Linked DNA regions of Homo sapiens: all the other regions are linked to region 1. Evidence: chromatin loops called from intact Hi-C (ENCODE). Cell type or tissue: dorsolateral prefrontal cortex. All regions are shown on one strand. Region 1 overlaps CTIF (cap binding complex dependent translation initiation factor). Region 2 overlaps CTIF (cap binding complex dependent translation initiation factor). Region 3 overlaps ZBTB7C (zinc finger and BTB domain containing 7C).

What was found. Peaks named below come from ENCODE experiments on the same cell type or tissue, not always from the same donor. Only the 100,000 strongest peaks of a DNase experiment are listed, where the experiment ranks them.
Region 2: it touches region 1 in a loop (4-fold over the local background); 49 of 110 quality-filtered maps call a loop at or near these places.
Region 3: a loop joins it to region 1, with 3 times the contacts of the local background. A loop is called at or near these places in 7 of 110 quality-filtered maps.

What each region holds. Positions count from the first base shown.
Region 1 is chr18:48,660,359-48,668,358 of GRCh38, reverse strand. It overlaps CTIF (cap binding complex dependent translation initiation factor), which reads right to left. Exons shown (of 12, transcript NM_014772.3): 4 at 4,534-4,607; 5 at 3,808-3,912. Among named protein-coding and RNA genes, the nearest start is that of MIR4743, 6.2 kb to the left of the region's middle. In dorsolateral prefrontal cortex, CTCF peaks have their summits at 292, 495, 3,710 and 3,909 (motif pointing right); DNase peaks (open chromatin) are centred at 368, 3,898 and 4,138; H3K4me3 peaks cover 1,340 bases; H3K27ac peaks cover 3,363 bases.
Region 2 is chr18:48,542,186-48,550,185 of GRCh38, reverse strand. The region is part of intron 1 of CTIF (cap binding complex dependent translation initiation factor); the gene reads right to left. Among named protein-coding and RNA genes, the nearest start is that of CTIF, 7.2 kb to the right of the region's middle. RefSeq lists enhancers at 1-292, 5,000-5,565, 6,084-6,858, 6,859-7,635. In dorsolateral prefrontal cortex, CTCF peaks have their summits at 4,149 and 4,348; DNase peaks (open chromatin) are centred at 2,355 and 4,285; H3K4me3 peaks cover 855 bases; H3K27ac peaks cover 3,394 bases.
Region 3 is chr18:48,027,303-48,035,302 of GRCh38, reverse strand. ZBTB7C (zinc finger and BTB domain containing 7C) reads left to right here. Exons shown (of 5, transcript NM_001318841.2): 5 at 5,392-8,000. The coding sequence ends at 6,043. Among named protein-coding and RNA genes, the nearest start is that of SMAD2, 100 kb to the right of the region's middle. In dorsolateral prefrontal cortex, CTCF peaks have their summits at 3,915 and 4,114 (motif pointing left); DNase peaks (open chromatin) are centred at 4,108 and 7,800; H3K27ac peaks cover 1,155 bases.

The DNA.
Region 1 (8,000 bases):
GGCCATAGGGGAGGAGGGCACTGGGGACTTGGCTTGACTAGAATGGCTGATACCACCTCCCCAGTGTCTCCTGTGGGTAAAACACACCTCAGGACTCTCTCGCATGCACTGAGCTCCAAGCACACGCTGGGCACCAGCCTAGCACACTCCAAACACAGCTTTCTGTTCTCGCCTCAGCGCCCCTGGGGGTGGGCAGGTGGAGGCCTGCAGGGAGGGCTGCTGTCCCACGAGGCCTGCCCTCGTCAGGGCTCAGATCTCCCCAGAGGCCTGCAGGTTTGGAGGGCTGAAGGTGGCTACAGACCAGCTGAGTCACTGCTGCCAACAGGGTTTCCAAGGCAACAGCCTTCTCTGATTTCTGTCCCTCCATGGAAACACAGGCTGCAGGGAGCCTTGGCAACTGAGTGGTACCTGCATCCCAGGAAGGCTGCAGTGGCTGGCGCATGGAGTGTGTCCCCACTACAGCAGGACTCTAAGGGGGTCACAGTTCCTGGTCTGGCCATGAGGTGGCCACAGACACTGCACTCAGACTCCCTGGGAACCTGGGAGTGACAGGCTTTGGCTAGTGAGCCAGATATCCATGGGAGACCCCAGGTGACTCTCAGCAAATCTGGAGGCTCCTGGTGAGAAAGTGAGACTGGCCGAGGAATTTAGGCCCACAGCTGGTGACACAGGTGTGGCTGGTTACTCTGGCTTCAGAAGGGACAAAGTCCCTCGGCATAAGGGGAATTCCTCTCCTTCATAGTTATTCATCGCTTTTTTGCTAGGAAGTTAGTTCATCTCTGGGGACTGGTGAGACACTTTGGCAAGCTTGCCTTCAACATGCAGGCCCCATTGGGCACCTGTAGTCAATAAGGCAGCACCATCGCTTCGATCTCCCCAGGCCTCAGTGTCCCCACTGACGTCACCAGCTATGTGCTCCCGGGGCACACAGGAGAGACTGGAGCTGCCCAGGGAAGTCTCCCTCCTGAAGCCTTTCCCAGATGGTTCAACCTGTAAAGTGCTCTCCTTTCTAACCCCTTTTGCATTGACTTTATTTAACCCTGCACCAGGCATCACACTTTATACCTGTCTATATATGTCTTTATGGTGTCTATATGTCTACACTGCATAGTCTAGTCTGTATGTCTACACCGCATAGTCTAGTCTTTCTTCCCCTACACAGTCTCCATCATGAATAGGTTCATATTTCCTTTTCCCAGTAGAATAAACAGTCCTTCTGGGCAGGGACTGTATTGTATACTCGTGTGTGTGTGTGTGTGTGTGTGTGTGTGTGTGTCTACTTTCCTGGTACCCAGCACCATGCAGGGACCCAGCAGGTCTAGTGACAGACTGGCTACACTGAACTTGAGAAAAGCAAAATCCTGCTCCTATTCCTGTGGCATACCCAAGCTCCGCTACACTGTTGCAACAGGACACTGGGCAAGCATCACCTTTGCTCACAACCCCTTCCTGAAGCTGACCCACTGAGAAAGGTAGGTAAGGCCATCCTTCCTAAGCACAGAAGTGTGGAGGCCCAGCCCTGTGCAGCTCAGCAGTCTGGAAGGAGCATGGCCTCCCTGCAACTGAATGAGTGGGCTGAGCAGGCAGTGAGCAGGGTGGATGGGGTAAGGTAGGGTCGGGAGCCTTGCAGCTGTGTCTCTCCTATGCTCCATCTTAACCAGTGCCTCCATGCGCAAAGCCATCTCTCCCTCTTCACCCAAAGAGAAATGGAACCCACAACAGGGAGGGCAATGAAAAAGAGGCGTGTGAGAGGCTGGTGTCTCCTGGGAGAGTCGGATGCAAGTGATGGGCCTCTCCCCAGCAACACACACGTGTGCATGCACACATACAAATTTGCAGAAAATTTTAAGGAGGTTAAGAATACCCTGATGTGGTGAACTAGGGGTTGGATGGTGTCAGAAGGCCTGGCCTTAAATGATGGCTCTGTTATTCAGGCAAGTTACTTTGCTTCTCTGAGTGTTATTTTCCTCATCTCTAAAGTAGGAATGAGCCCATTTCTTTCCACGGGTTGTTGCTCATTACACTATGATGGGACCAATGTTGCCAAGAGGAGAGGTTGAGTGGGACAAATATAGCAGCAGGAAGACATGTGAGATGTAGGATAGTGTCCAGTAAAGTCACTAATACTTAGACCTGAAGTGAAAGGGAGACAAGAGTGAGCAGGGGAGGGCTGGAAGGAAAAGTAAGGGTCATCAGTATCATAATAAAACACAAACAAACAAAAACCAAGAAAGAAAAAAAAACACAAGTGCTGGTGGGGATGTGGAGAAATTGGAATCTCATACATTGCTGGTATGAATGCAGAATATTCAGCTGCTATGGAACACAGTTTGACAGCTCCTCAAAGAGTTCAACAGAATTACCATACAACCCAGCAATTCCACCCCAGGTATACACCCAAGTAATTACAAGCAAGGACTCAAAAAGATACAGCAGTATTTTTGACAATAGCCAAAAGGTGGAGATGACTCAAGTAAGGATTGATAGATGCATGGGTAAACAAATTGTGGTATATCCATACAATGGACTAGTATTCAGCCATGAAAAGGAATAAAGTTCTGCTACATGCTATAATGAATGAACCTCAAAAACATTATGCCAAGGGAAAGAAGCCAGGCCCAAGAGGTCACATATGACTGTTTCTGTAAGTATGCAAAATAGATTAATTAATAGAAACAGAAAGCAGATTGGTGGTTGCCAGGGACTGGGGGTGGTGATGGGATGGGGAATGATTGCCTAGTGGGTATGGGGTTTTATATTGGGATGATGAGAATGTTTCAGAACTAGATAGACATGGTAGTTGCACAACAGGTCTAGCATACTAAATGCCAGTGGACTGAACACTTTATAATGGTTAATTTTATGGTATGGGAATTCTGCCTCATTAAAAATTATATAAAACTATAAAAGAAGGAGCAGCCATTTGTCCCACACCTCTGTGTCTCGCTGGAGTCACATTCCCGTCCTGAGGTCTGCCCAGGCTGTGACACCACTTTTGAAAAGGGAAGGCAACCCTGCCACACAAAGTCATAGAGGGTGAGAAAAGCCAGTGTAAAATCAGGCATGACACCAGCTGCTCCCCAAGTGTGGTCCCTGGACCAGCATCAGCACCCGCTGGGGAACTTGTTAGAAACACACAGCCTCAGGCCGGGCGCGGTGGCTCATGCCTGTAATCCCAGCACTTTGGGAGGCCGAGGCGGGTGGATCATGAGGTCAGGAGATCGAGACCATCCTGGCTAACAAGGTGAAACCCCGTCTCTACTAAAAATACAAAAAATTAGCCGGGCGCGGTGGCGGGCGCCTGTAGTCCCAGCTACTCGGGAGGCTGAGGCAGGAGAATGGCGTGAACCCGGGAAGCGGAGCTTGCAGTGAGCCGAGATTGCGCCACTGCAGTCCGCAGTCCGGCCTGGGCGACAGAGCGAGACTCCGTCTCAAAAAAAAAAAAAAAAGAAAGAAACACACAGCCTCAGTCCACACCTACGGAATCACAGACTCTGGGGTGGGCCTGTCCTCTGTGCCACCGCCCAGGTGATTCTGCTGCGCTGGCGTGGATTACTGACAAGCAGGGCCACTGTGGGTCATCAGGAGCAGGTGGGGATGGCATGGCTAGAGGGGGCTGGGCAGAGGGAAATGGAGGGATTCCAGGAGAAGCCAGTGAGCCTGCAGCTCTGGGACGCATAAGAAGAGCATCCCGGGGCATCAGCCACCTGAGTCCCCTGTGCAGCAGAGCAGCCTCCCTGTGGAGGCAAAGGCCACTCCCGTCCCCTGCCCCACCCCACCCTGGGTAAGAGCCCCAGCACCCCTTACCCTTCGCGGTCGATGTGTGGCAGGGGCTGCTTGGGCGTGTGTCGGACTTTGCGGTGGAACTGGGTGAAGTCCAGCTTTTCCGGCTGCAGGTCCCAGGTGGCACCACTAGAGGGCGAGGGAGGGTGAGAAACGGAGGCAAGAGGGCAACAGCCCAGTTACTGACGGAACCAGGGGGCCAGGCTGAACCTGGCAGAGCAGATCCGCAGAAAGGAGCCGCCAGGGGCCAGGCGGGGAGCCCCACTCAGAATGGAGCCCCAGGTGCCACCCCTCACCTTCCTCACCCTGCCGTGGGAAAGTGCATGCTTATGAAACAAGTGTGGGCCTGATGCCCATTGCACAGCGGCCTCTGCAACACCTGAGTTTGTTTTCGTGCCCACATTTGAGGAAGGCCAGGGAGAGCAAGGGGCCAAATGCCAGTCTCCAGCCTCTGACAAGCAGCTCAAAGTGACGACCCGGCCACCCTGAGGTAGATGAGGCAGGCTAGTGGGAAGCGGGGCCCAGCCTCTGCAGCCCCATCCCGGGGGCCCTCCCCATGCCTCCACTGTCTCCCGTTGACACTCACCGCCTCCTCTCTCCGGCCTTCTTTCCACCCCATCCTTCCTACATCCCCTACTCTGCTTCTCTCTGCCTCTTGCTCATGAACCATCAGCGTTCATTCCGTCCCCAAGGAAGCCAGTTTCCCCGGCTGGACCTCACACCACAGGGAAGGAGGGAGGAGGAGGTTACCTGAAGGAATCGAAGGTGTTGGCCGCCCAGATGTCCGTGCCCAGCATGTCCAGAGAGTTGTCTTTGCTGCCATTCTGGAAGAGATGGGGGTGAAAGGGCTGACATTAATTGCTCGGCCAGGATGCTGAGAACACGGGGCCAGGGCCTGAGGGGCTGGGGGGCTGGAGTGAGCCCCCAAGTGAGTATGGTGGCTGGTGCACCCAGTCAGAGTCAGGGGACTGCCTGGGGGTCTCCTGGCCTCCCCCCAGGCATAGGCCCTCGTTTCACTGAGGTTTTATAGATGTATACAGAAGGGTCCAGGCCCCTGCTGCCCCAGGCCCATGGCTCTCTCCTCAAAGCCTCCACACCCAGCAAGGGCTCTGTACCACCCAGAGCCACCATCACCACTGCCAGCCTGATGGCTGAGGCTTCTCCCCAGGGAGGGGCTCTGCAGAGCCAGGCCCACTGGGGAGCCCATGGAGGCTGCCTTCCTTCACAGTTCAGTCCTACTCCCCAGAAGCCCCCACCGACCAAGGCTACACCAGCAACTGGATTTCTCTGAGTCGAGCCGATCCTCCAGTGTTCCCTATGTGACCCACCCCAGAGACAGAAACCTCTTTACTCAATGCAGCTTCTATGATTTGGTTTCTCTGCTCTCTGGCTGGTGAGCTCCCTGGCAAATTCTCCAACCCCTGACCGCACCTGATGCCCTCCAGCCCTTCTTACCCCTGCAATCTGGTTTCCATCGTCACACTCTTTAAAACAATACTTCCACATCCACCTGAGCTGAACGTGTGCACGCCGTATGACCCAGAAATTCACTCCCAGGTATAAACACACAGAAATGTGCCCGATGCTCACCAAAAGACATGTACAGAAAGCGTATACAGCAGCATCCGCCATTACAGCTCCAAACTGGAGACCACCCACATGCCTGTCATCAGCTGATTCGATAAATAAACCGTGGTATGTTCACATATTGGAGTATCACACCGCAGTGAGCACAAACAAAGTAAAATAACATGCAGCAATATGAATAAATATCACAAGCATACAGGGAACAAAAGAACCCAGATGCAAAAGAGAACCAATTATGTTCAGGAACAGGCAAACTAACGAATGTATAGTGAAAGAACTCAGATAGTAACTGGAAGAGGAAACCAATCTCTCTTCCAGAGAGAGACAGAGAGAGCGAGCAGCTTTGATTAACTAGAAGGAGAGGGCACAAAAACCGGGAAGGCTGGACAGTCCAGCCTCCAAGCAGAAGGGGCCAGGCACTCCAGCCGCCACAGACAGGAGGCAGGAGGTAATGAGAGCCTGGAGGAGAGGTGGAGGGCTTATGGAGTCGAAGGGACAAGAGGACTGTCTGGGGAGAACCACCTGGGCTGTCTGACTCTGGGCAAGTCCCTCAGCCTTCCTGGGTCTCATTGATAACATGAACACTGGTCCCTCTCTCTGGGCACCAACAGCCTGCAGGTCTAAGTAACTTGAAACTTCCTCATTCCAGGCTGCCCTGAGAGCTTGCACAATCCTTTCTAGCAGATCAGCCACATTTATTCAGGGCCGCCATGGCCCTGGGTGCTTCTCCCCATGCCTTTCCTGTCCCATCCCCGTAATCCCCTTTGCTCCTGACCATGGCCTGTCAACTGGGCCTTGCTCCCCTCTTGCCCTCTCCGAATGTGCCCCATCTGTCAAAGATTGGCTCAGCCAGGAAGCACCTCTGGCCTCCCAAACTGCAGTCACCTCGCTCTGCCCTGAACTTGCTATCTGTGTGGGTGACTTACAGTAGCAGAGCCGGCCTCTTGCAGTTCTCACTTCTATTTCCTGTAGTGACCTCTCTCCCACAGGAGATAGCGGGCCCTTGATGGCAGGGACCCCCTGGGTCCCCCAGAGCTGGAAGCTCAGTGCTCCTGACATATACTGCAAGAGATTTTCACCATCTTCTTTAAACATGCGTTTTCTTTTTGCGTCAATAAACTGTGTGACCTCGGCAAAGTCACTTCACCAGTCTGGACTTCAGATTCTTCATATTTAAATAAAGAGATCCCAGAATGAAATACCATGCCCTGTAGATGGGCTCCTTCTGACTGGCATGCGTGCTGCTACCATCCCCTCTCCTGCCAGCGGCAGATATCACTAATCAATTACAGCATGGTTGCCAGTCCTCCAAGCAGGTGGCCCCTAATGTTCTAGGATCGTCCTCTCTCCCTTTTCTTCGAGTTGCCTCACATCCTCCCCATTCCAACTCCTGGGGCCCTGCTTGCTCCAAGTGCAACTCTGAAACTCCAGGTCAGCTAGAGAGACTCACCTTCTATCACACAACCCCCAAGGGGACAGCCCCTGCCTCCCGAGATGTTGACCGGCTTGTTCACACCCCCCTCCTGGGCCTCGAATGTAATTATCATTGGGGATAGCAGCCAAAAATAACATAGAAAGCAAAGATAAAAAAAAATCATACATGCAAACAAAACTCTTGCTTCCAAAGCATCTATTGCAGACCTCACTCAGCATGCAGTTCATTTTCCTCCTTCAGCCCAGTGACCTGAAGCCTCTCCTCCACACGTGTCTTCCCTAATCCCTGATCTGTTAAATACCCAATGTTCTCTGGCGCCTATAAATTCAGCTTCAGTGGATCACCTCTTGGTCACTGCTCTCTTACATGAATGTTAGACCTTCCCCAAGTAGACTGTAATCTTTTCCACTGGACTGCCTCTTTCTCTTTGTGCCCCCACAGTGGCCAAGCCAGGCACACAGGAGGGCCAGCTTGGATTCCTGCCAACTGATTGAGGAGATGCCACTTTGTAACAGGAGGAAGCACGACCCTACTGCCTCTGTGGCTGAAAGACTGAATCAAGATTAGGATGTCAAGAATGATTTACCGTCCTAGGATCCGAGGCCCGTAAGGCCCTTAGAGAGTAAGAAACATGGATGGAGAGATAGAAAGAGAGAGCAACTATGTAGAGAAGGTCATGGCCAAACCTAGAAGTGCAAAGCATCTTCCAGGAAGATGGTGATTCACCTTGAAGGCAGTTGAAGGGCAGTGCAGATGGGCACATAAATCTCCCTCCTGGCCTGCAGGTTGGCATCTTGGCTACTACTCCTCAACTGGCAGGGAGCGAGGACAGGTCACAGTAACAGTCACTGGCAGCAGCTGTGAGGGGGCCAATGCCCCTGTGCAGAGAGCTGGTGGAACCTCTCTGCCTGGAGGAGGGGGCACTACCCTTGGGCTAAGGGAGGTGACTGGGCAGGGCAAACTTGGGCATTTCCAAAGCAGTATCCCTGGCGGGGGACCCACCAATCTCTGGACTTCCAGATTCTTGGGGTCAGGGAAATGTGCTCCCAGCTGATGGGAGGGAAAGAGCCAGGGCAGAAGCTGTGCCTGCATGTATGTGTTTATTCTTTACAGAGGAAGCCCACCCTTCCGTGCATCTGCAGAACAGCCCTGTGATCAGCTGCTGCCATCTCCATGTTGGGGGTGAAAAACAGAA
Region 2 (8,000 bases), 120 kb after region 1:
GGAGGAGCTGCTGGGAGAACAGACCACAGAACCCATGTCCTGGGACCACAAAAAAGGCATCCATGGAACACCTGGGATCCTATGCACCAGCATTACCTGTGGCTTAAGAAGTAATAATTACCAGAAATGGCAAACCTATAGTGATATAAACCAGGTTGGTGGTTGCCAGAACTAGGGGGTGAGATTTTAAAAAAACAAACAAACAAACAAAAACCTCAACAATATTGAGATATAAAAAAAAGTAAAGCTAATTCACTAACTCCCCCCCAATAAATAAAAACATCTTGAAACTTGGTGAAGTAAATGTTCCTCTTTGCTTAGCCAACCATTGCTCCCTTCCCCACTTCCTTGCAAACACAGCTTGCCTCTTGCTCTAGATGAGGCGAAAGCACCAGGGACTTGCTTTCTCCTCCTCCACTGGAGCGGAGGCATGGGTACTGACCCGTTTCTCTTCAAGGAGCCTTGATAGAATCTTCAGCAGGGGAATTCTGGGAAAGGCTTCCCTTCCTGACAAATTAAGACAGACAAGGAGAATCTAACCTTCCTGCCTGCCTTTGGACGCAGTTATGTGAGAACATGATGCCCGGAGCAGTGGCAGCCATGCTATGACCATAAGGGGACTGGCCTGAGAACAAAGGCCAATGTGCTGAAGATGGCAGCCTAGGTTAGACAGAGTCCTTGAAATGATCGCTGACTCCCTGAATGAACCAACCCTAGAGCTCCTACCTTTAGACTTCTGGCTGAGTTGAAACACCTTGTTTTTAAAGCCATCGTTAGTACACTGTTCTTTTACCTGTAGCCAATAACATCCCACAAGCCCGATGGTTTTCATCTGTCCATACTTCCACCCCAATCCCCAAACTGAGATCATGGTGAGATATAAGATAGAACCCTGTGGCTGTAAACTGAGCCCCATCTGAATTCTGAGTTCAGTCCCCACAGATAATGCTTTCCCCTACGTCCTCTAAGCAAAGGAAGGAAACAGCTGCCAATTCCTCTTGTGCACGAGCACCTCCCCCATCACCCCTATGTGCACCCTGCAGTATAAATGACTGATAACAGTGTCTGATAATAGTGTCAGGTATGACCCACATGCATACGCCCTCCCTGGCCCATGTGTCCATAAGCCCTCACCTACCCAGGACAACCTCAGTTTATATCTGTGTCCCAGCATGATTATCCATTGGAAAAAAAAAAAATTCACAGTCATCCGACTTCTGGCTGCCTTGGCACCCTTTTCATTCTCCTGACCCCATACTTACCACCTTACACTAGCGCAAGGCTATTCTGTCTTCCCCAGCAAGATGGGCAGATGGGCAGCAGGGACCCTGCCAGGCTTACCTCAATTCATCTCACCTCACTCCTAGAGCCAGACCCACTGCAGATACCATGTGTGTCCACTAAACTGAGGCAAAGGTTAACAGCTAAAAGGATTAAGGCAAATCAATAGAATGTGGGCAGAAGAAACCATTTTTAGAGGGAGAAGAGGAGAAACTGGGTGCTTTCTCGGAATCCCTGACCTTCACTATTGGCCTTGTCTGCACAGGGTCCTTCATGCCAGTGGCAGAGCACATCCAGGCACGTCCAGCCATCTGATGCAACCTTGCTGCAAAGGCAACGCATGCTCTTTATTACCCAATCTGCTGAATATGTGACCCACACAGATGCCAAGCATCAAGGAGATGGAGGAACAGAAAGACATTTTGCTTCCTGAGAGTGCCCAGGGTACTGTAGGTAGATACCGGAGACAGATAAACCGCATGCTGTAAAAAATACTTTGCTTGTAAACACCAGCCTGTTTGGTGACATGCCAAGATGTGAATTCTCTAGCAGGTCACTTTCTTGATCTCATGGTTCAAACGTGTAAGTATCTCAGCAAATGCCCCAAGAGTGTGGGACAGGCCTGTGTGTTCCCAGCTACTGGTGAGATCATGATACTGCCTACCCCAGGGGAAGGCCCTATAAGGGAACAGCATGGGGAATGTGTCAGCTCCACCCACTCTGGATGGAACCACACACATTCTTTCTGAATCCCTTCAGGGCTCAATTGTCATAACTACAGTTAGGCATTACCATATCTCTGCCTCTCTGTCTCCCTCAGAGAGGTTACTTTCATTTAGCGAGGCACACAGAGAGCGCCCAGCATTGTGCCTGGCATTTAACAGGCACTCAATAAACTCCCTGCACTCAATAAATTCCACACAGCTCCCTGCATGGGATTCCCAAGTTACTTACTTATAAGCTGAAATGTATTCTGGGCGTCGGAGGAAGGAACTTGCAGCAGGTGCTGCTGCCTCTCTCATGATCATCCGAAAAGCACCGAGCCAAAGCTTCTCAGAACTCCCCCATCACAGACTGCGCCTATGCAGCCGGCTCAGCTACCCTCACATCTATCTTCAAAAGCTGCCTCTGTGTGAAGTAAGTTAGGACAGAAGTTGGCTGGATTCTCACAGAATCTCAGCTTGACAAATGGAGGCCCTTCCAGCAGAAGCAAGCAGGATGGTGAAAGGTCTAGAAACCATCTCTCACAACAGCTGCAGGGGCCATGGGTGAAAATGGCCAGCGAGGAGGGTGGCCAGAGCTCAGTACAAGGCCTTTCCAGCTATAACATAAGGGAAGGCGCTGCCTCCAAGGCAATAAACTCCCGGCCACAAGCAGCAAGCACATTGGAACCAAGCGCTGCTGCAGTCAGGATTCCCACACCAGGTGGAGGGTTGACCAGATGACCTCTAAGATGTCTCCTGAGTTTGAAACTGTAGGAACTAAAGACTCTGAGCATGGGAAGACAATGTAGTGCCCAGTCTAGAGGACCAGTAGCAACTGCAATCTGCACAGGGCACCCTTAAGGGGACCCTGGAAAGAAACCTTATCTGTAAGAACCTGACCTGAGTATGCAGTAGGGAGAATGTTCTGGGCTTCCTAGACGGGGCTCATCTGAAGTTTTTTCCTAAGAGATGAAGGCTTGGATGGAACTGTCCTTCTCTGCCATCCTGCACATGCCTCCCCGAGTTGTGCAGCTGTCTCCAAGGCCCTTTTAAAAGGTTCCTACCGAGGGGCACCTCTGCCCTTTCTCTTCTCTCTCCTCCCTCACTTACCCTGCCCTGATCGCAAAGCATCTCCCAAGGTGGAGATTTAAGTCAGCAAAGGGCAAAGAGCCCCAGACTCTCCCCAGGCCCCTGATGCCCTAGAGCTCACAGTCAGGAAGACACTGGCCCCCAAGTCTTTACATGCTAATTTCTCTCTTGAGGGCCTCCTGGACCACATGTGTAGTGGACATTCAAAGCTCTAACAGGCCTGAGGTCTCACATTTCTAGGGAAGATTTTTCTCCACCTCACATCCAGGTCAAGACAAAAAGCAGCACACCCACTTTCCATCCCCCATGCGGACGGGCTGCTGTCTAGTCCATCCTTTCTCCCAGCATGCAAACTTTTACCAGGTCCTGTTTTAGGCAGGGCTCTTGATTCCTGGTATCATCTCTAGTCTCGGAGGAGATGCAGTCACGACTCAAACCCTTGGGCTTTGAGGCCAGGAAGCACCCCTCAACACCTCTCCCAACCCCCAGGCCTAGACGAGCCTCAGCTGGAGCTCACCGTCCACACTGCCTGAGATCCCTGGGGATTTCCCTTACATTCCATGAGCTTAGCTCTTCTTTGAAAGGACGCTAGCTACAGCTTACACAGCCTTTCTAGGTGCTCTGTCATTGGAAGGTTTTCAAGATTTTTACTCCACTGTGGTACTAAAAGTATTCTAAATCAGTCTTGGGATGCCCCTTTTGGACGTGCTTATGGAAACCTTCCCTGACTGACCTCCCACCCCAGACGACTAACTCTGGGTACATCCCTGCAGATCCACAAACATAGACTGAACACACACTTACAATGTGCCAGGCACTATTGTCGGTTCTGAGAATTCAAACATGCAAAGACTGGACGTTTGCCTAAAACACATCAGCTCTATAAAAATGAAGTATGGCAGGAAGAGAGGGATCTGCAACACTCTATTTAAGTTGCATTCCACTCTTCCCTGGGGTTGTTACAGCTTTTTAGTGGCTTCATATGTTCATATCTTCTCTCCCCAACAAAACTACCTGCTCCTGGAAGCAGGTTCCAGGGCTTCCCCACTCTGTACACTCCAAGGGGCTGGGACAGGGCTCTGCTCACTGTGGATGTTAAAAAGCGAAATGCCTCTCCCCTAACTCACTCTAATGCTTCCAGCTGAAACACGCTCTTGGCTGTCGCTGGATTCTGCCAGCTGGGCCTCCAGCATGACACAGCATCCCCGCCTGGCTTCCCTGACGACAGCGGCCGGCATGACAAAGGATTATCTGACAATGGGAGGAAGAGGTCTGCTCTCATTGTCTACAGCAGCCCTCACCGTGGTTACGCTCAGTGGCCAATGCTTCCCCGCTCCCAGGGCTCAGCTTGGGCACACACTTCTGCAGCCTCTAGCTTGCACAGTGCATTGTCTGTAGGGCAGCACCACCCCACTATCCTACCAGCAATTCCAATTCAATACCGGAGCACTGAACTCACCATGATCTTCCCTCCCACCCCAACCCCAGCAGACCCTGCTCCAGCAACCAGAAGTTCGCACCTGAGTTAAGAGCTGCCGTCCATCTAGTCAGTGAGGCCACAAACCTGGGAGCCACTGAGATGATTCCCTTATCCCCCAAGTCTAAGTAATCACTGCGGACTTTACTCCCAACTAATTTTAATGTATGACCTTTGGTCCATCCTTAGATGCATGGCCCTTGTTCCAGGTCTCACCCCCTATGACCTGGATGCCGTGGAGAGCCTGTTACTGCCTCACCAGTCCCATGGCCGCCTGGCTCCCAGTCCTGTTCCCTTCCGATCCAAGCAAGGCTGTACACCTCTCTGATTAAAGTCCTTCCTCTATGCCTTACCTGCAGGCTAAAAGCCAAGGTCTGAAACCAGGCTTACAAAGCTCCTCCACTCTGAGCGCTGTCTGCATCTCCGCCTTTGCATTTGACCTCACTGCTTGCGGTTCCTTCCTACACCCAGGCAGCCTCATGCCTCCACACCCTGCGCACGCCATGCCTTCTCCCTGAATGCCCGTCTCCCATCTCCTTTCCTGGCCAGTTCCTTTTCATCCATTAAGATTCAGCTCCTGAGCCGTCTCCTTTAGGAAGCCCTCCCTGACATCTGAGGCCGGAGCAGGTGGCTGCCCCTTGTCTGTGCCGCTGTAAGGGCCTTGGGCTTCTCTCTACCTAGACTTCCCACATGACGTTGAATGGAACTGTTTATGCATCTGTCTCTCCCACTAGAAAGCTGGCTGCTTGAAGGCAGGGGGCTGTACCTGTTCACTGTCATAGCCCCAGGGCCTAGCACAAAGACAGGCATAGAAAAGCAGCCCGACAACTACTGTGAAGCTCGCACCGACTGCAGGATGATCAAGTAAACCTCTTAGGTCTGTTCTACCCACCCCAAGCACCTAGTTGCCCCCTAACCATTTTTGGGCCATTGCCCCAGCCTAAAACCTCCTCCACCATTACCCAGGCCTACTCCCAAATTCACCTCATCCATGAAACCATCCCAAACTGGCTCCACTCTACAGATCGTTGCTATGGTAACTGCCTCCCATACTTTATCTCCCCTACCCCTTGGGTAAGTGAGCATTTGGGTCTGGCTCTGTGGCCGAATATGAGTGAACAGTAGGCATTAAGAAGCTCTGGGAAGTTCAAGGCTTTCTGTTCATCATAATGATGTCAGACAGCAAGCCACCTCAGCCCTGAGCACTGGACCTGAAGTCTGAAGTCAGGGTTCATATCCCTGCTCTACTGCTTACTCGTGACTTGGGCATGCCACTAACCATGAAGGCTCAGCTTCCTGCTCTGCAAAATGGGTATAACAACAACTGCCTCACAGGCTGATAACGATAACCACCTATTATAAAAGGCAGATGGGATAATTTGTGTGAAATAGTTTGCAAACTGTAAAGCCAAATCAAGTGCAGCGTATTAAAGTAGCCCCAGTGTCAACCAACCACTATCCAACCTTTCTGTCCTTCTCCCTACCAGTAGTTTTGTCCTTACTTGAGTCAGTTGAGAATCAAATGAAATCTGTAGATTCTCTTCCTAGAAAAGTACACACGCATCCCAGCTTTGCAAACACTTCCAAAAGGTTCCTGAGGACCCTGCCTCAGGGCCAGAAAGCCACAGACCAAGCTTAAGAGCACTGTAGGACACCAAGACACCCTATATTTCCCAAATACAGACCTTCATTTGCTCATGAATGCCAAAGATGAAGATAAGGCAGGAAGGGCCAGTTGTGAAGGAAAGAGAAGTCAAATGAATTTCAGAGCCCTTCCCAGAACCAGAAGACAGGAGAGAAGAAGATAAAGAGTTCTCACTCTTTGGGAAGAACCTAACTTTTTTCCAGAAAGCATTACGGTACATAGAAAGAAGATTGGATGAAATCTCAAATTCCAGGATTTTTTACCCACTCTGCTAAGGGCTCACCATGACCTTAGGCAAGTCATTCCACTTCCCTAGGCTTCAGGTCTTCACGTGAAGATCAGATCATCTTCAAAGTCCTCCCCAGCTCTGGGTGCCGGAGATCCAAGGATGTGTCTGTTCTCACCCCGTTGTGAACCACAGCTCTGGCCTTAATTCCAAAGTCAGAGGCATGCTGAGAGCACGGTGCTAACACAGGGAGAAGGCCACCATTATAGCAAGGTTCTAAATTAAACCGCACACAGCGGGAGGCAGGGGCAAAAGAAAACCCAAACCTGAAAGGAAGCAGCTGAGCTCAGGGTGCCGGTGAGTCAGCAGTGAGGCCCAGAGGTAGACGCCCCCTCCCCCTGCCAAGCCAAGGACATCAAATGGGGCTGTGTTATCAGGTAAGTTATGCAGAAATGCCACCACGTGTGGAGAATTCTCAGAAACTGCAATTTGCCTGCATGTTTGTACCTCCTGTTCTCTATCTGGGCTCAGGATTCTCTCTCCAACCTAACCACCCATCTCCTGCCTCCTCCTTCATGACCTGAGCTGCAAACAACATAACCTTAAAACAAGGGCAATGGAGCCCAAAACAGAAATGAAATTAGAGGACAATATCTGGGACCAGACGGTGAGTTTGGGATTAGATAAAAAGCAGACTTGTATTAACACACCTACACAGACCTGTAAGGCAGAAACTCCTACACCCAGGCAGGGCCTGAGTGAGACCTTGACCAAAGCCACAGCCTGTCCCTGAGTCACAGCACATCTGAGCTGGGGCGGGACCACGGAGAACATCTCCTTAGCTCCGTGTCGCCAGAAACCTGTTGGTTGGCTTCAGGGTAATTTCCATCAGCTGCCTAACTTCCACAGAAGAACATACCTCTGGGCCCTCCCGGGAGGTTGCAAACAGCCTGAAGTTCAGGGTAACAAGGCTATCAAGGTGTTTTTTCCCCATCGCTTCCTTCTGCATTTGCTCTAGAATAAGAACTGGCATCTTGGGCCCCTTGAAACCAACATATGTGAAACTAAGTTCCAGGGTGACTGCTCTAAAATATTTATGATTTGTTCCCTCCTGTAGGCTGTGTTATTGCATTGCAACTTAACTATCTCTGCTCTACTATCTTTGTAGAGAAGCAGAGTATCTGGCCTAAGTGAGGCTGGTGCTTCATAAACATTTGCTGGACTTAATTAACATTTGTTAAGTTTTCTTTGTATGCACTTCTAGATACACAAACATGTAGGTGCCCAGTACATATTGAGTGAATGGTTAATTAATTGATTAGTTGGCTAAACTTAATAACCCTCCAGGCTGTCTGACAGCCTTCACATGCATGAATTCTGAGAAATCCATGCAGGCATGTATAAGTTCTTTGCTCCTTGAATTCAATAAAGACTCAATGAACACAGCCATACAAACACAGGTAAGTGTTACATGAACAGGCATACCATATACATTTATTATATGCACATATGATTCTGGTAGAAACTGGATGTATCACAGCTGCTATCCATTCACCAACAGCAAATTATTAAATGCGT
Region 3 (8,000 bases), 630 kb after region 1:
CCATAGAGCACACCGTCCTGGGTGGGGATGGACGACCTCTGCACCGCAGTCACTCTCTGACAAGGCACGCTTTCCAGTTCCGCTGAACCCCGAAGGCTGTGCCTTTTAGTCTCCACCTGCCTCCTCCAGTGCCAGCCGAATGCTGACCACCTTTGTGCCCCCACAGCTGCCTGCTCTCCAGATAAGCCAGCAGCCTGGCTTTTGTCTTCCCTCTATTTTCTTTGTAGTCCTCCCACTCCTGGCAGCTCTGGGAACCCTATTAAGATAATGTAATGGCATTAGCAGTGGTAGCAGGAAGAGTGTGTCTCAAACCATCGGGTTACAAGAAGTCCAGGTAGAGGCTGCTGGGAAAGCATTATCCTGATTGGGAGCCTTTCTGGAGGCCACAGACCTCAGGCCAAGGCCCCACAGCCCTTTTCTTTGATTCTGGGAATGAGCTCATGAGGACTCACATGACTTTCCCGACGATGAGCTCTCCAGGCTGAAAGGAGGCATGTAGACCGAGGCTTGGGTGCATATGTCCTTGGCTGTCCCTGATGCAGAGAGATGGAACGAGATGGCAGACAAGGGGACCAGGGCCAGAGGGGAGCATGTTGGATTTGTAGTCGGAGAGTTCTGAAATTGGCACCACTAGTCAGTCACCAAACGCGCAGTGAGCCTCCTCTCTATCTACATTCAGTGTTGTGTGTTGTGCAGAGTACGAAAGAGCATCCCACAGGTTCTCATCAAAGCAGGTACCAGAACTCCATGCCACGTGCAGGGAGGAGTGCTGGGAGGAGGAGGGCTGGGAGGAAGAGGGCTGGGAGGAAGGGGCACCCTGGCTCTGGGCTTGGCCTTCTGGGAGGGCCCTAAGGATAGAGCATCAGTGTCCAAGCACAAGACATGCACACACGGGGAAGGAGCCAGGGTTTACAGGGCATCCACCCTGTAATGTGGTGGGCTGTGCACTGGGGGACCGGCAGTCCAGTTCATACCTGCAGGTGTTCAAAGATGCAGAGTTGCCCAGAGTGTGGGGCAGCGTACCATGGGGGGCAGGCAGGAAGCTGGCAGAGGAGATGGCAGTGAGCTTGTGAAGAGCCCAGAAAGCCATGCTAAGGGGTAAGTGAGCACACAGGCCATTGGACAAGGGGGCCTTGGGAAGTTTTAAGTGGAACTGCCAGACCTCCATTCCTACAGAGAAGTAACTAAGAGCTCAGCTCTTGAGATTCCAGCTAGAACATATTCCAGCTAAACTCACGCTGCTTCCACAGGCAGATTGAATATGTGAAGCAGCAAGGAAGCCAGCCAGCCAAACAGACTCCAGAAGGAGATTTGGCAGAAGCCCATTACCCAGATGCATACACTCATGGAGCACTAGAGGCCCCAAGGATGCAGCCCAACCCGCATTTTAGAGATCAGGAAACTAAGGCCCAGACCAGGGAAGGGAACTGATCTAGTTCTTGGAGTGTGCCCGGCACCACCTCCAGCTCCAATGCACGTCACAGTATCCACAGGAAAGGTCAGTGTAAAGAAGGAGGCTGTGTGGCCCTAGAACACCATTCCCTCTTTGGTCCTTTCTTTCCTTATCTTGGAAGTAATTAGATCAGTGTTTTCAAGGTCCTGAGAAGTGTACTGCTAATAGTGTCACTTACTGGGCCCACTGACTCAGACCATGAATCAGAATGTGGTAAAGTATGCCTGGTAAACTAGATGATCCTCTGAAGTTTTTTCCAGCACTGGCTTATCATGAGCTTTGCCTACTCTTCCCACCCCTTGCCCCCATTCCCACAAATGTCTCCATTAGGGAAAGCTCCTGCCTAGGGCTGAGTTCCTCCCATTGGCATACCCCAGTCTTCTGGCCACAGAGGCAGAAAGCTGGCTACCGGTGCCCTCTCTTGATTGTTCTGGTCTGCCCTTTCTGCAGCAGTCCTCTTAGGCCTCAGGTTGGGAATCCCTGCTGTGAAAATCCATCCTTTCTCATCCCCAGAATAGCTTACAAACAAACCACAGCCAGGTAGCCCCCCAGGTTCCTTTGCCCCCACCAGCTGTATACCTTTGGGAAGCTCTTAACTTCTTTGAGCCTCCTTTCTGCCTGTGTCCAAGTGAGGAAATTACACCAAGTGTGTTGAATCTAGCTCACGCAAACCCAGATTCTCTCCATCTGCCCTGGACAATGGGAAGTGATGTCTGGTCCTAGGTTTAGCTCTGCACAGAGAGGTTAAATAACTTGCCTAAAGCCACCCAGCAAGTTGGTGGTGGGTCTGAAGCTACAACAGGGACTCCCAGACTCCTGGAGGGGCCCTACCTCTATACCATATGCCTCTGAATAATGAATTCCCAGGGTCAATGAAGTCATGTATTTACCTGCCCATAGCAGATGTTCAATAAAAGGATATCGTAGGCACCTTCTCAGCACTTCTTACATCCTTGGACCAATTGCCACAAAAATGGGACTTCTTTTAGATACACTAATGAGAAGTTTGGGAGGCATTTGAAGATTTACCACTTATATTGTCCATTGTTTGAGAGTGACCCTAAGGGTCAGTGCTACTAATTATGTGTAATAGTGACTTAAAAAAAACCTACCTGGCCAGGGGCGGTGGCTCACACCTGTAATCCCAGCGCTTTGGGAGGCTGGGGTGGGCAGATCACGAGGTCAGGAGATCGAGACCATCCTGGCTAATATGGTGAAACCCTGTCTCTATTAAAAATACAAAAAAAATTAGCCAGGCGTAGTGGTGGGCACCTGTAGTCCCAGCTACTCAGGAGGCTGAGGCAGGAGAATTGTGTGAACCCGGGATGCGGAGCTTGCAGTGAGCCAAGATCGCACCACTGCACTCCAGCCTGGGTGACAGAGCGAGACTCCGTCTCAAAAAAAAAAAAAAAAAAAAAAAAAAAAAACCTACCTTGTCCGGGCACAGTGGCTCACGCCTGTAATCCTAACACTTTGGGAGGCCGAGGTGGGCAGATCACAAGGTCAGGAGTTCAAGACCAGCCTGACCAACATGGTGAAGGCCCGTTTCTACTTAAAAAAATACAAAAATTAGCCGGGCGTGGTGGTGCATGCCTGTAATCCCAGCTACTCGAGAGGCTGAGGCAGGAGAATCACTTGAACCTGGGAAGCGGAGGTTACAGTGAGCCGAGATCATGCCACTGTACTCCAGCCTGGGCAACAGAGTGAGACTCTGTCTCAAAAAAATAAAAATAAAAATAAAAAAACCTACCTCATAGGTTGTGGTGAGGAGTAATGAGATGATGCATTTAAAGCCCTGCTTAGCTGATTCTGAGCTGAGCCCTCTGCCAGGCCTGGTGAGGGAGCCCAGCCGACCACCTAGCATCAGTGTTTCCATCAGAGCCTGGGTGAATTTGTGGAGGCCCAAGACATATCCCTCAGGACTGGGAAGTTGCATCACTCCAGGGGTACAGGCACCCGACACTTCCATTTTCACAGTCACAGTGCTGTGGTGAGAAAAGAGGCCTTGACTCCCGGGCCTGCCATGACCCTCTGGGTGAGTTTGGCAAGTTCCCCAGCTGGGTCTGTTTGCCCACCTACATAGTGGAGGCTTTGCCTAGACCGGTGGTTCTCAGTGTGGGGTCCACGGACCACCACCACCACCAGCATGTGGCAACTGGTTAGAAATGCAAATCCTTTGTCCCTCTCCCCTATCCCAGACCTACTGATCAGACTCTCTGGGAGTAGGGCCCAGCACTGTTTTATTGAGTCCTGATTATGGTTCGAATGCATCCTTAAGTTTGAGACCCACTGGCCTAAATGGTCTCTGAAGTCCCTTCCTCCTCAAAAATCCAATCATCTAGGTGAAATCTGGGTTACAGAGACCACAGCATGCTGGTAGGGGGTGGGATATCACAGCAGAGTACTATGTAGCCTAGGGGTGGCTGGTGGGTTTGAAAAAAGGCAGGAGCAGTGGGATGTGGAGGGGAAGAGGGTGACCCCACTTCCCTTCTCCTCACTCCCAGGGGCTCTCCAGCCTTCCTGTGAGCACAGGTGGGAGGACTGGATCTGTCCTCTCTGATCCTCCTCTCACAGTGCCTGCCAGTATTCATGGGAATGTCCTTTTCTCTCCTGCTCTGCCCCTGGAGAACCATTTTGAAAATGAGAGCTGGTGAGACCTCTAGTGGCCAGGAGACACCAGGAGCCTAGGACCTGCACCTGCTGTCCTAGGATTACGTTAAACAGGGTTTAAATCTGGCCATCTTAGGGAGGACACCTGGACTCCACATCTGTTCTAACCTCAAAGCAGAGCCTGAAATTATAGGCAGATGCTCCACCCAAGCCACACCTGCAGGGAGGAAGTAGGAGACTAGACACAGAGCTTCCTGGCCCCTATGGCCCCACTGGGGAAGGCTGCGAATTATCCCAAGAGGAATTCTTGCAGCCCAGCTGCCTATACCTCAGCCACCTTAAGCTGGTTTACCCAATGCTCAGTGTTTATGAAAACAACCCCCTGATATCAGTTTTCCTGTCAAGACCACCAGGAGGTGTGTGGAATCTAGCTCACACAGACCCAGGTTCTTTCCATGAGCCCTGGACAATGAGAATTGATGTCTGGCACCAGGTTCAGCTCTGGGCAGTGAGGTTAAGTAACTTGCCTGAAGTCACCAGCAAGTTGGTGGTGGGTCTGCAGCTGGCGCAGAGGCTCCCAGACCCCCAATAGGTGCAGGCGCCCCCACCCTACACCATACCTTACCTGTGAATAATACCACTTAAACCCTGCAAAGTTTTGCCCTAGATTAGGCTGCATTCTTTTCGCACCTGGCTCTTTTGTAAACCCTGAAATTGTCTACAGACAAAGAGGAGAGCCCAAGGCTTAGGATAAGAAACCACCATGCAGGAGGTTTGAACAAGGTGTGCCCAAGCTTCTATAGCCTCCCAGATTAGTGCCAAACACAGACAGATCTCAATAGCCCGGGGGCTGGGATGGGACCAGGGACTTTGGGCCAAAGCATATAGATGAACTGGAGGGAAAGCATAAGGTTGCCTGGAGAGAGTGGGTATGAGATTAAAGTGCAGTCCAGTATCAGCAGAAGTCGCTGCACTATCCGAGGACTAAGGTCAGAAATGCTGACTTCTGGCGAAGTATCTTCCCAGTATGTGAGATAAACCCCTAATAGAGTGGGAGTTTCATGACTCTGAGCTCGGGTATAAAAGGAGTTTGGGGGAGTGGGGCTTTCAGGACACTGCTTTTTCCGCATCCCTTTAATCCAGGTGAGTAACCATACCTGTCTAAGGTGGGGCAGCAGTTGAGGGTAGATCTAGCATGAGACCTATTTCTGGGGTTTGACTCCATGGCAGTAGGGAGCCTCGGCTGGTTCTGGAGAAAGGGGGAGCAAAAGGTTAGGAATGGCTCCTGGTGTTCCCTGCGGGACTGACCCCCAGTCTCTGCATTGCAGGCAGGACAAGCTGAAAATCCACATGCGGAAGCACACAGGGGAGCGGCCCTACCTGTGCATCCACTGCAACGCCAAGTTCGTGCACAACTACGACCTCAAGAACCACATGCGCATCCACACGGGCGTGCGGCCCTACCAGTGCGAGTTCTGCTACAAGAGCTTCACGCGCTCTGACCACCTGCACCGCCACATCAAGCGCCAGAGCTGCCGCATGGCACGGCCCCGACGCGGCCGCAAGCCTGCTGCGTGGAGGGCCGCCAGCCTGCTCTTCGGGCCCGGCGGCCCGGCCCCCGACAAGGCGGCCTTCGTGATGCCCCCTGCGCTGGGCGAGGTGGGCGGCCACCTGGGCGGCGCAGCTGTGTGCCTCCCGGGCCCCAGCCCCGCCAAGCACTTCCTGGCAGCGCCCAAGGGCGCCCTGAGCCTGCAAGAGCTGGAGCGGCAGTTCGAGGAGACACAGATGAAGCTGTTCGGGCGCGCGCAGCTGGAGGCTGAGAGGAACGCGGGGGGCCTCCTGGCCTTCGCGCTGGCCGAGAACGTGGCGGCGGCGCGGCCCTACTTCCCGCTGCCCGACCCTTGGGCCGCCGGCCTGGCCGGCCTCCCTGGGCTCGCCGGCCTCAACCACGTGGCCTCCATGTCCGAAGCCAACAACTAGGCTGGTCCCTGTCGGCTCCAGCCCACCAGCCCTCCAGTCCTTCTCCCTCCAGGCCCACTCTACCCTACCCCATGGATCTGAACTTTTCATTTTAAAAACACAAAGGGAAAATGGGAAAATAATAATAATACTATCAGTGATGGCATTTTCCCGGGCTCCTAAAGCAGCTGCCTCCTTTTGCTGGTCTGAGACGGGCATCTTTTCCCAAAAGGCCAGGAGCCCGGGCCTCCCTCCCTGTCTCTCTGGCTCTCATATAGAAACTTGCACCGGCCCATGCCACAAAGAACTGGGTGCCCAGGGGCACTTAGGAGCTGGGTGAGTCATGAGGGGTCAGGGGGTGGTTGGCCTGGTGCCCAGCCAGCCACAGCAGGAGGAGGTAGGGGCTGGGCATGCACCTTGGTTAAGCCCCACCCCCTATGGCAAAGTCTCTGCCAACACTCCTCTGAGGGCTCATTTTCCAGTCTCCAGTGGCCCCGGGGTCTTTTTGAGAACTACCCACCTGCCACATAGAAAGAAATGCTCTGTTGGCAGGGAGGCCTCCTGGAACCAGTCAGGAACCAGGCTCTGGAAGGCCCGGGCCATTTCTTCCCTGACCTGTCCTGTGACCTTGACAGGTCAGCCCTCTGTAGCTCAGTGTCACCTGGCTATGGAAGGGGCTGGTAACTGAGGTTTCCGCCCTCCACCTCTAAACACATACACACCTATCCCCCCAGAGAATCACAGAGATGGTAGAAGCTTTGTACTCCCCAAGTCCATGGGGAAACAGTTTATCTTTCTGGACTTAGTTTTATCACATCCAGCTCTATATTAGCATATTAGCATAGGTGAGAAATATGGCCAGACTAGACAGAGATCAGGTCATCAGGGGAGCTTCCGAGCTTCAGCAAAGCCCACAGGTAGCTCTGCGAACTCAGAATGCTACCCTACCTTCCCTGCAGGCCGCTGTTCATGTCTGGACTCCTGGGGGCGCTATTTAATGTTTACCCCCATCTCCAGTGCCCCCTCCAAGGCTGTGCAGTGTCTTGGGGCTCTCAGGGCCAACATCGAAGAGATGGGGGCCACCTCTTAACACCTGGCAACAGTCTCCCCTCATCCTGATTCCTGACAACAGACAAAACACCGGTTTCTAGGGTTTATCTGTTTGTTTTTTGAGTTGAGGGTTCCTCAGGGCCTTGGCATTGCTAGTGATGGTCCCCTTTGCTGTGTGAGAACCCCCTCAACCCCTTCCTCCTCCCTCTGGGGATGAAGTGGGAGTATTTGGCTCCCCATTTTTGACAAAAGGGCTCAGTGCAGGGAGGTGGAGGCCTCTGAGGTTTGAAGGGCTCTGTGAGTTAGAGTTGTCACATGTTCTCCTGGTTCTTGAATTTGCAGCAGGTCCTGAAAAGGAAGGCTCTGCTGGCCCCGTGCCTTCCTGACCTTCTCTCTCCTTCCCTCCCCTCTCTTTTCTTGCCAAGTTTGCTTTGGTTTCTGAGCAGCCCAGAGAGGAGGAGGGTTCGTCCCCAGGGAGAGCCCAGGGCTGGAGTCCCCAATCCCTGTGCTATGGGCACAAAGAGACTTCAGCTCTTCCTGTTGCCTTGGCTTTTTCCTGAGCAAAAACACAACAAACAAAAAGGCCAGAGAAGAGCACAGACTCTGTCCCTCTCACAACTCTCCAGAAGAGACCCCCTGATTCTTCACACCACCGGATGCCACTCCAGCCAGCAGGATTGCTACACACACCCTCTGTTCTCAGAAGTCATCTGCCTGGGCAGCCGCCTCTCAGATTCCTGTCTTCGTTTCAGACACTTTTCTCTGAAGCATGCCCATGTCCACCAGCCAACGTGCCCCCGTGTTCCCCCCCATCAGCCAAGTGATTGGGGCTGAACCAGACTTTAAAAGAGAGGAAAAAAAAAAAAAAAGGAAACATGAATAAATTGGAATCCAGTGGTGTTGGGGCTTTTGTTTTTATTTTGTAAAG